Regions from separate parts of the Homo sapiens genome. Here region 2 is linked to region 1. A link is an interaction called in ENCODE POLR2A ChIA-PET data of the cell type or tissue named here. Cell type or tissue: CD4-positive, alpha-beta T cell. All regions are shown on one strand. Links, peaks and the distances in the headings refer to the core of each region. The heading gives the core; the rest is flanking DNA.

The links. ChIA-PET counts read pairs that join two places held together with the same protein. Peaks named below come from ENCODE experiments on the same cell type or tissue, not always from the same donor. Only the 100,000 strongest peaks of a DNase experiment are listed, where the experiment ranks them.
Region 2: POLR2A ChIA-PET joins it to region 1 with 14 read pairs; 16 of 35 experiments call an interaction of 5 or more read pairs at or near these places.

What each region holds. Positions count from the first base shown.
Region 1 is chr11:66,543,595-66,547,942 of GRCh38, reverse strand. ZDHHC24 (zDHHC palmitoyltransferase 24) reads left to right here and starts at 1,895. Exons shown (of 3, transcript NM_207340.3): 1 at 1,895-2,220; 2 at 3,962-4,239. The coding sequence starts at 1,940. It overlaps ACTN3 (actinin alpha 3), which reads right to left and starts at 1,040. Exons shown (of 21, transcript NM_001104.4): 1 at 859-1,040. The coding sequence starts at 1,005. RefSeq lists enhancers at 1,293-1,342, 1,413-1,472, 2,621-2,730 and silencers at 1,593-1,722, 1,903-2,142. In CD4-positive, alpha-beta T cell, for the core only: no CTCF peak of the experiment used is centred there; DNase peaks (open chromatin) are centred at 1,212, 1,782 and 3,972; H3K4me3 peaks cover 3,207 bases; H3K27ac peaks cover 2,148 bases.
Region 2 is chr11:66,464,262-66,468,637 of GRCh38, reverse strand. It overlaps PELI3 (pellino E3 ubiquitin protein ligase family member 3), which reads right to left and starts at 1,733. Exons shown (of 8, transcript NM_145065.3): 1 at 1,611-1,733; 2 at 358-510. The coding sequence starts at 509. RefSeq lists silencers at 1,246-1,595, 1,606-1,815 and enhancers at 2,767-3,266, 3,267-3,768. In CD4-positive, alpha-beta T cell, for the core only: a CTCF peak has its summit at 1,190; DNase peaks (open chromatin) are centred at 647, 1,387, 1,897 and 3,181; H3K4me3 peaks cover 1,652 bases; H3K27ac peaks cover 975 bases.

The sequences.
Region 1 (4,348 bases), core at 1-4,000:
TCCTGCCCCCTCTACTTGGGAAAGTCTGGGAGTGAAAATAGCTCAGGGAGGGAGGGGCCCTGAGTGCCCAACGGGCTGGGCCTGGGTAGCAGCTGCCCCTGTGCCCCTCTTTGGCGCCCCCGAGGTGCTGCCTCAGCACTAAGTGTCCATCTGGCTGGAGAGTCAGGTTACAGCGTAAGGGGACCCAGGTCTCCCCTCCTCCCCGACCTATGGCCTTTTCAGCAGACTCAGGGCCCCATGCCTGGGGTATCTTGGGAAAGAATGGGGGTAGGGAAAAGGGTAAAGATCCTCAGGTTGCGGGGGTCCTGATGTCTGACAGTCTGTGATGTGGGGCCTGTCTGTGCTCTTTCTGGGCTTCAGTTTCTTCAATTGTTAAATGAGATACAGCGACTATGGACCCCACCCTGGAGACGAGGTGGGGTGGGGTCTGAGAGGACCCTTCTCACTACCCCCACACTCCCAAGTCCACTAGTTGCCTGACTGCAAGCCTTCAGGGTGGGGTCTGGGAATATTTAACTAGAAGAAGATTCTTCTTTCTGAACCCCCCCTAACTTGGATCTCCTGGGGTTTGCCCAGCCTGTTTTCAGCAGCAGAAGTGGGGCAGTGGGCCCAGGGGAATGAACCCTGGTGGGGGTGGGGAGCCCAGAAACTCTCTTGTCATTTTAAACCCCTCTTGAGGGCTCCCAGCCCTCTCCTCCAGCCCTGGGGACAGCAGGCAGCTGATGGGCAGAGCCTGGGCTGGGGATTAGCACTCTAGGTTAAAGACAAGCTCTGCCCCTGCACTGCTGAGATGCCCAGGACAAACAGCCCGGCCTCTCAGGCCTCGGTTTTGCTGTCAGGAAATGGGCGAGCACTCACTTTCCGCTGCTGCTTCTCCCAGGCCGGGTCCAGCAGCAGGTCGCGGTCCCAGTCCTCCTCCTGTTCCATGTACTCGCCGCCCCCGCCGCCGCCCGCAAAGCGCCCCTCCCCGGCCCCCAGACCCTCGGGCTGCATAACCATCATCATCTCGATCGGGCTCCTGGCTTCGCTCCGCTCGGCACGCTCTCGGACACCCGGGCCCCATTAAGTAGGGCCCAGCCCAGCCCCAGATCGAATTCGCACTAAATATGGGGGAGGAGGGAGGGGCCGGATGGGGGTGAAGGAGCTCGGGTTGGACCTGGCAAGGGGTTGTCCTGAAGCCGGGAACTGCGGGACTCGGGGGCGCCGGGGTGGATCTCGCGGCGGAGATCCTGGGTTTGCATTCCTGCTCCGCTGCTGGGGCGCTGTGTGACCTTGAGAAATCCACGGGACCTCTCTGAGTCTGTTTACTCCTCTCCACAATAGAAAGGCCGATAATAATAGTGGCCGCGGGCCGCTCTAGAGGCTGCCCTCTGGAGCTCCTCGTGAGCCTCTTCCAGCACCTCGCTGGTGGGACACAGAGCCCTATCCCCATTTCACAGTCAGGAACACAGAGGCGCCGAGCTGTTTTGCATGTTTTCTGGGGTGATGGAGACACCCGGGCATGGGGAACGGCTCTGAGCCAGCTGGATGGGCTGCGGCAGGGCTATTAATATCGGGGCGGCTGTGGGGAGTAGGGGAGAATGTGCTGAGCCGGGAAACCCCGACACCACCCCGGCTGCAACTCAATCCCCCGGGCACTCCTGGCCCCCGCGCCAGCGGGCGGGGCTCCGACGGGATGGGAGGAGCCTCCAGGGTGGGCGGGTCAATCACTCCGCGGCGTTATCCGGGCTCCAGCGCCGCGGGATTCCGAGCGCCTCCACTGCTGGTCCGTTGGCCAGATCAACTCGCCGCGTGGGCCGGCCGTTCCCTGAGAGTCTGAGCGCTCGCCGCACCCCCTTCCGAGCTTCTATTGGCCGTAGCAGACGTCCGTCTGCCGCTATCTCCGCCCCAATACGGAAGCGGCCTAGTCCTCCGGCTCCGACAGCTGGGTGTCCAGGCCATGGGGCAGCCCTGGGCGGCTGGGAGCACGGACGGGGCGCCCGCGCAGCTGCCTCTCGTGCTCACCGCGCTGTGGGCCGCGGCCGTGGGCCTGGAGCTGGCTTACGTGCTGGTGCTCGGTCCCGGGCCGCCGCCGCTGGGACCCCTGGCCCGGGCCTTGCAGCTGGCGCTGGCCGCCTTCCAGCTGCTCAACCTGCTGGGCAACGTGGGGCTCTTCCTGCGCTCGGATCCCAGCATCCGTGGCGTGATGCTGGCCGGCCGCGGTCTGGGCCAGGGCTGGGCGTGAGTGGGGTGCGGGATCGGGCGGGGAGAAGTGGGAGCCTTGGACAGGGGGGAGGGGCCCCAAGACCTGAGATGTTAGAACCGGGTTACATTAGGATCCAGGTTGTTAGAATCAGACATTTTTTTAGAACCTGGGATGGAAGAGCTAGAATTGAGTGTTATTTATTTACTCGCAAATACTTATTGGGAGCCTACTAGGTGCAAGGTTTTGTTACAGGGACGAAGGGTACAATAGAACAAATTCCTGATTTGAGGGGGGTGCAGATGAGAAACTAGAGGAATAATAAGCAAATCATATAGAATGCTAGAAGGTGATAGTAGTTTGGAAACAAGAAGTAGAGCAGGGTAAAGGGGTTGCAAGTTTCAATATTAAATAGGTGGTTAGGCCGGGTGCGTTGGCTCACATCTGTAATCCCAGCACTTTGGGAGGCCGAGGCCGGCGGATCACTTAAGGTCAGAAGTTTACCAGCCTAGCCAACGTGGTGAAACCCCGTCTCTACTAAAAATATAAAAAAATTAGTCGGGCATGGCGGCACGTGCCTGTAATCTCAGCTACTGGGGAGGCTGAGGCAAGAGAATTGTTTGAACCTGGGAGGCGGAGGTTGCAGTGAGCCGAGATCGAGCCACTGCACTCCAGCCTGGGTGACAGAGCAAGACTCCCTCCGTCTCAAATAAATAAATACATAAATAAACAGGTGGTAAATTCTCATCACAAAAATATGAGTGTTTGAGGTAATGGCTATCCTAATTAGCTTGATTTATTCCAAGCTGTACTGATAAATCATAACATCACTTGGTATCCCATAAGTATATACAACTGGAATTTGTCAATTTATAATTAGAAAAAAAAATTACACCAGGTACAGGCTCTACACACACATTTTATGCCAGGCAGAGGCTTTTGCTGAGACTGAGGCTGTAGTGTGCTATGATCACACCTGTGAACAACCACTACACTCCAGCCTGGGTAATGTAGCGAGACTCTGTCCCTAAAAATTTTTTTTAATTAATTTTTAAAATAATATACATAAATGTGTGGTCAAGGTAGACCTCATAGAGAAGGAGGCATTTGAGCAAAAAACTTGGAGGGCGTGGGGGGCGGTTAGCCATGTGGGAATCTGAGGGAAAGGTGTTCCAGGCAGAGGTAACAAGTGGTGCAAAGGCTCTGAGGCAGTTGTGTACCCAGCATGTATGTTCCCAGAACAGCAAGAAGGCCAGTGTGGCTGGAGTGCAGTAAGAGAGGGGAAGAGATGTCACAGATAGAAGGATGTTGTAGGACACTGAAGGCTTTGCTTTTTACTAGAAATAAATTGGAGAACCACAGGAGGGTTTTAAGCAGAGGAGGGTCAGTTTGGTTGCTGGGGTGAGACCGTACGAGGTGGGGCAAAGGTGGAATCGGAGACCAGTCAAGAGGCTATTGCAGTAATCCAGAGAGTTCCTAGTGACCTGGACAAAGGGGTGACCGTGGAGGAAGGGAGGGATTTGCTGCTGGATGTCAGTGGCTTGAGAGAGGTCTCAGGACTGGGGATGTTAGGGCTGGAAGAGACCTCAGACCTGTAGTGCTAGAACTAGAAGGGCCTGGGACATCTTGTTTAGCCTGCATTTACTTGTAAAGAAATTGAGGCTTAGCCAGGGCAAATGGCTGTTGCCACTTCCGCAGGATGGGCTCTGGGGCAGCCCTGTGCACAATATGGGGCATCTGAGCTGCTGGGGGAACTGACGCTGTGGTTCCTTCCTGCAGTTACTGCTACCAATGCCAAAGCCAGGTGCCGCCACGCAGCGGACACTGCTCTGCCTGCCGCGTCTGCATCCTGCGTCGGGACCACCACTGCCGCCTGCTGGGCCGCTGCGTGGGCTTCGGCAACTACCGGCCCTTCCTGTGCCTGCTGCTTCATGCCGCCGGCGTCCTGCTCCACGTCTCTGTGCTGCTGGGCCCTGCACTGTCGGCCCTGCTGCGAGCCCACACGCCCCTCCACATGGCTGCCCTCCTCCTGCTTCCCTGGCTCATGTTGCTCACAGGTGGGGAGCCTGGGAGGCCTCTGCACAGAGGCAGGGGCCCTGGTATTGGGCTGGGGAGTACAGCCCATTCTGGTGGGAGACGGGCTTTCTGGCCTGGGGGACCCAGCCC
Region 2 (4,376 bases), core at 180-4,179, 79 kb after region 1:
AGTTCAGCAACTTGCAGAGGCAGGATTTGAACCAAGCAGTTTTGCTGGAGAACCAGAGTTCTTCACCCCACACCACACACACTAGGTGCTTTAGGAAAGGCAGCTGGTGTTAACATTTTTCTCATCTGATCAGGAAGTTGGGTGGTTAGAGTTGTCACAGTACTTTGTGAAAAATGGGAAGATAAAATAATAATTATGAATTGAGGTGGGTTTGGTCAATTTTGTCTTTCAGCTAGGAAGGTGAGGAGGGACAAACAGCTGAAGGCCCTATGTGGGGGGAGGAGGGGTCGGGCCCTTGTTCTGGCTGCGTTGGGTGGGTGTCTGGTGCTTCACCCCTTCTAGGCCAGGGATGCTCACCCCAGGACGATGAGTTCACCATACTTGATGGGCTCCTCGCCTGGCTGCGCATCTTCACCGGGAGAGGAGAGAACGCAAGAGCCCTTGTTCCCCCGGTGCTGGAGGTCTGAGGTTCGGGGGGACCCCACTTCAGGGTTTCCTTCCAGCACCATTCTGGGCAGAGTGGGAGAGAAAAGAGCTTTGTAGGTTCCCACCCCAGCCCGGCTCAATTCCAGCTGCAGCCTGCTGCAGGGCCGCCTAGGCTAAGGCAAGGGTGACCTTTCACCGCCTCTACTGCTATGGCAACCACTTCCCCTCTGCCTCCTCTAAACTGCCCGAGGTTGCTGGGATACCAGGGAGGGGTGGCACAGTGAAGAGAGTCAGGATATTCAGTGGTGCCAAAGAGATGGACCAACTTGGGGTGGCCAGAGGCTGCTTTTTGGCCAAGATCCCAGTCTGGGATGTGCTTCAAAGCGGGGCACCCAATGAGTTGGGGGCCGTTACCCCTCATCTCAGACTCAGTTCCTGCTTATAGCTCTTAGCCTCTGGACCTCTGATTTAGCCTCTCTGACAGGTTCTTTGAATCTACCTGTCCATCTGAATCTTTCTTGCCCCTTTGAGGTCTAGGCCTCTGTCTGTCCATCTGCTTTCTCAATGACTCTCTGTCCTCCCAGCCGCTGTCCTTTTTGCCGTCTCTCTCCCCCCATTCCCCATCTCTGCCTGTCTGCCCGCCTCCGCCTCACCATCTGCCTCAGTCTCCCCATCTCGGCCTCCCCCTGCGGGTAGGCCAATAGACTCCTCCTGGGTGCGCGCTCTTCCCTCCCTCAGGTGTCTGTCTGCGTCCCCAGCCGCCCGGGTCTCAGGAGGCCTGCGGAGGCGGCGCTCCCCCCTCGAGCTCGGGCTGCAGCACAGCCGTCTCCCGCAGGCAGCCCGTTTGGAAAACATCCCCGCGCCAGAGGGACCGCGCCGGGGCAGGCCCGCGCCCTGCGCCCCGGGCGGGCAGAACGGGAACCGCGGCCCAGCACCTACGCAGGTCCACACCCGGCGGCCCCTCCGCACAACACGCGCGCGTGCACGGCCCCGCACGCCCCGGGCCCGGACGGCGCAGAGACCACCCGCACCCGCGACCGCAGGGACGCGCGGGCGCGCAGCAGCCACCGGCGCCCGCCCTCGGACCCACTCCCTCCACCACCCCCAGACACGCAAACACGCCCCCCGCGCCCGCCGGGGCCCGCCTGGCGCAGCCCCCGCCCCCTCCGCCCCGGCGGCCTCACCTGGCCACGCTCCGGGCCCCGCTGGGCGCCGCTCCCTCCCCGCCTAGCCCCTGCTCGGCCCCGGGCCGCTGCGGCGGGATGGGCCCGGCCCGCGGCGGCTCCGCGCTGCCTCGTCACGGGGACACCCAGGGCCGGGGGAGGGGGATGAGCGCGAACAGCCACGCTCCGCCCCCTGTCCGGAGGCCCCGCCCCATTTTCCCCGCCCCTAGGAGAGCTCCGCCTCGCTCCAGACTCCGCCTCTTGCGGCGATGCTCAGCCTTCGTAGGCGGAGCTCCGCCCCTTCGCAGGAGACCACGCCCTTCCCCTGGTACCGCCCTCTGACCAGGGAAGCCCCGCTCTCCACTCCGTCTGAGGGACTCCCTTGCCCCTCCTAGCCGGCTCAGGACTCCCCCGTAGTCTACACGACCCCTCCCCCATTTCAGACTCCCCAAACTCCGCCTCCATTTCCGGGGACTCCGGGGTTCTCCCAGAGACATGGGCGCCCCTCCCCACTGTCGGTCAGGGCCCTCACACGGCGCTGGAGGCCCCTTCCCTAGCCTTAGGCCCGGGACTACGCACCCCCAGCTCCGACACCCCGCCTACCATCTGGGGACGCCACGCAATTAGAGGAGAGGAGGAAAATGCTAAAGGCAAAGGGGGTGTGCGGCAGCGGTGGAGGCCGGGGAAAGCAGCTGCAGTTGACCAGAGTCGCAGACCTGTCTTCCAGCCCAGCTCGGGCACCCCCCATTCCCCTCCCCTCAGTCCCCTCCCCTCCGCCAGGATGCACACACCCCCCGCTGTGCTGCAAAGGAAAGAGAGTTTTGGGGGAGCACCGCCCCTTCTGGGCCTGGGGCTTGCGAGAGATCTATCAGTCTACGTTAGGCGCTGTGCGCTGTGCTTTGAGCAAATTAAACCCTTTACTTTAATCCTGGGAGGCAGGCACGATAGTTGCCCATTTTACAGATGAGGAAATAGATTTACAAAAGTGACTTGCTTGTTGTAGTTTGCTAGAAACGGGCCAAGAGAGAATCTCAGCTGTATGAGTGGCTTCAGTCTCAACTCCTAACTTCGTACCTTGTCGTTCTGACTAGGGATGGAGCCTCAGAGGTGCAGAAGAGAAACCTTGTCTGCATCAGGTAAGGTCCCTATTGCTCAGTACTCTTGGTCTGGAACTATAAAGGCTGGATTATAGTTCCAGATCAAGTCTTTGGTCTTGTGGGGGGCGGTGGGGGTGTTTAATGAGAAAATCAAGGAAGACTGCACAGAGGAGGTGGCTTTTGACTTCCATTATGAAGGATGCATGTTTAGTTTGCCTAAACATTCCTGAGAGGGAGCCGCTGCCACTCCCACCCCCACAAACTTGTTGCACCTGAAGTTCCCCATCTACCAGACTCCCCTGGGGCCCTACTATATCCACCCCGCTAACTCCTCCACCTAAAAATAGCCAAAGATACCAACTGCTTTGCCAACTGTTCTGGGGCCCAGCGGCTAGATGAAACAAGAAAGCAGCCGACGGCACATCCTTTAGGGGAAAAGACACTCGTTAGTCACAGAGAATCTCCCTGCGAGACTTCCACCAAGCAGGACACCACCAGACCGCTGGGCTGCTGGCTGCAGGTCACACAAACCCTGTGACACAGGATAGCTGCCCTCACTGATGCCACCAGAGGCGTCCATTGTGCTGGGTGTGCACGGGGACCCTGGGACAGCCTCACTCCCTTGTGTACCCCCAGCTTTTAATGCATTGCCTGCCAGAGCAGGTCCTCAGTGAATATATACTGAATCCCTGTTATAATCCCCAATTTACACACCAGGAAGCTGAGGCTCAGGCAGAAGAAGAAACTTGCCCCAGGTCACAAGCCAGGCAGATGTGGAGCTGATGCTTCACAGGAGCCCCAGTGCTTCCACCTGACACTGGACTGCATGGAGGAAGGTCTGAGAGGGATCACCAAGACTCACTGGAGGAGGAGGCAGGGATTTCTCCTGGGGCAGTACTGGGATTGGAGCTGCATGGTGGCACAGCCAGACCATCAGGCCTCAGGGAGGCTGAGGTGGGCCCGACACCAGGATTGCCCAAGTAAGGGAGAGGAAGGGAGAGTTAGGACACCAGTAGCAGATGCCTAAGTTCCAACCTTGGCTTCTGGCTCTAAATCCAGCGCTCTGCTCCAAGAACTCCAGCTTCTTAATCTCACTAAGCTTCAGTTTCCTTATGTGTAAAATGGGAATAATAATGATACTTGTGGTGAATAGGATTTTGCAGTATTGCTTTGAAATTCCTTTGTCAACCCTCCCTTTTCTCTCTTCAATCTAGATCTTGTCCCTGTTGGTTCAAAGAAAGGAATAAAATAGAAACTTTATTTCTTTCTTAAAAAATTTTATTATTATTATACTTTAAGTTTTAGGGTACATGTGCACAACGTGCAGGTTTGTTACATATGTATACATGTGCCATGTTGGTGTGCTGCACCCATTAACTCATCATTTAGCATTAGGTATATCTCCTAATGCTATCCCTCCCCCCTCCTCCCACCCTACAACGGTTCCCGGTGTGTGATGTTCCCCTTCCTGTGTCCATGTGTTCTCATTGTTCAATTCCCATCTATGAGTGAGAAAATGTGGTGTTTGGTTTTTTGTCCTTGCGATAGTTTGCTGAGAATGATGGTTTCCAGCTTCATCCATGTCCCCTACAAAGGACATGAACTCATCATTTTTTATGGCTGCATAGTATTCCATGGTGTATATGTGCCACATTTTCTTAACCCAGTCTATCATTGTTGGACATTTGGA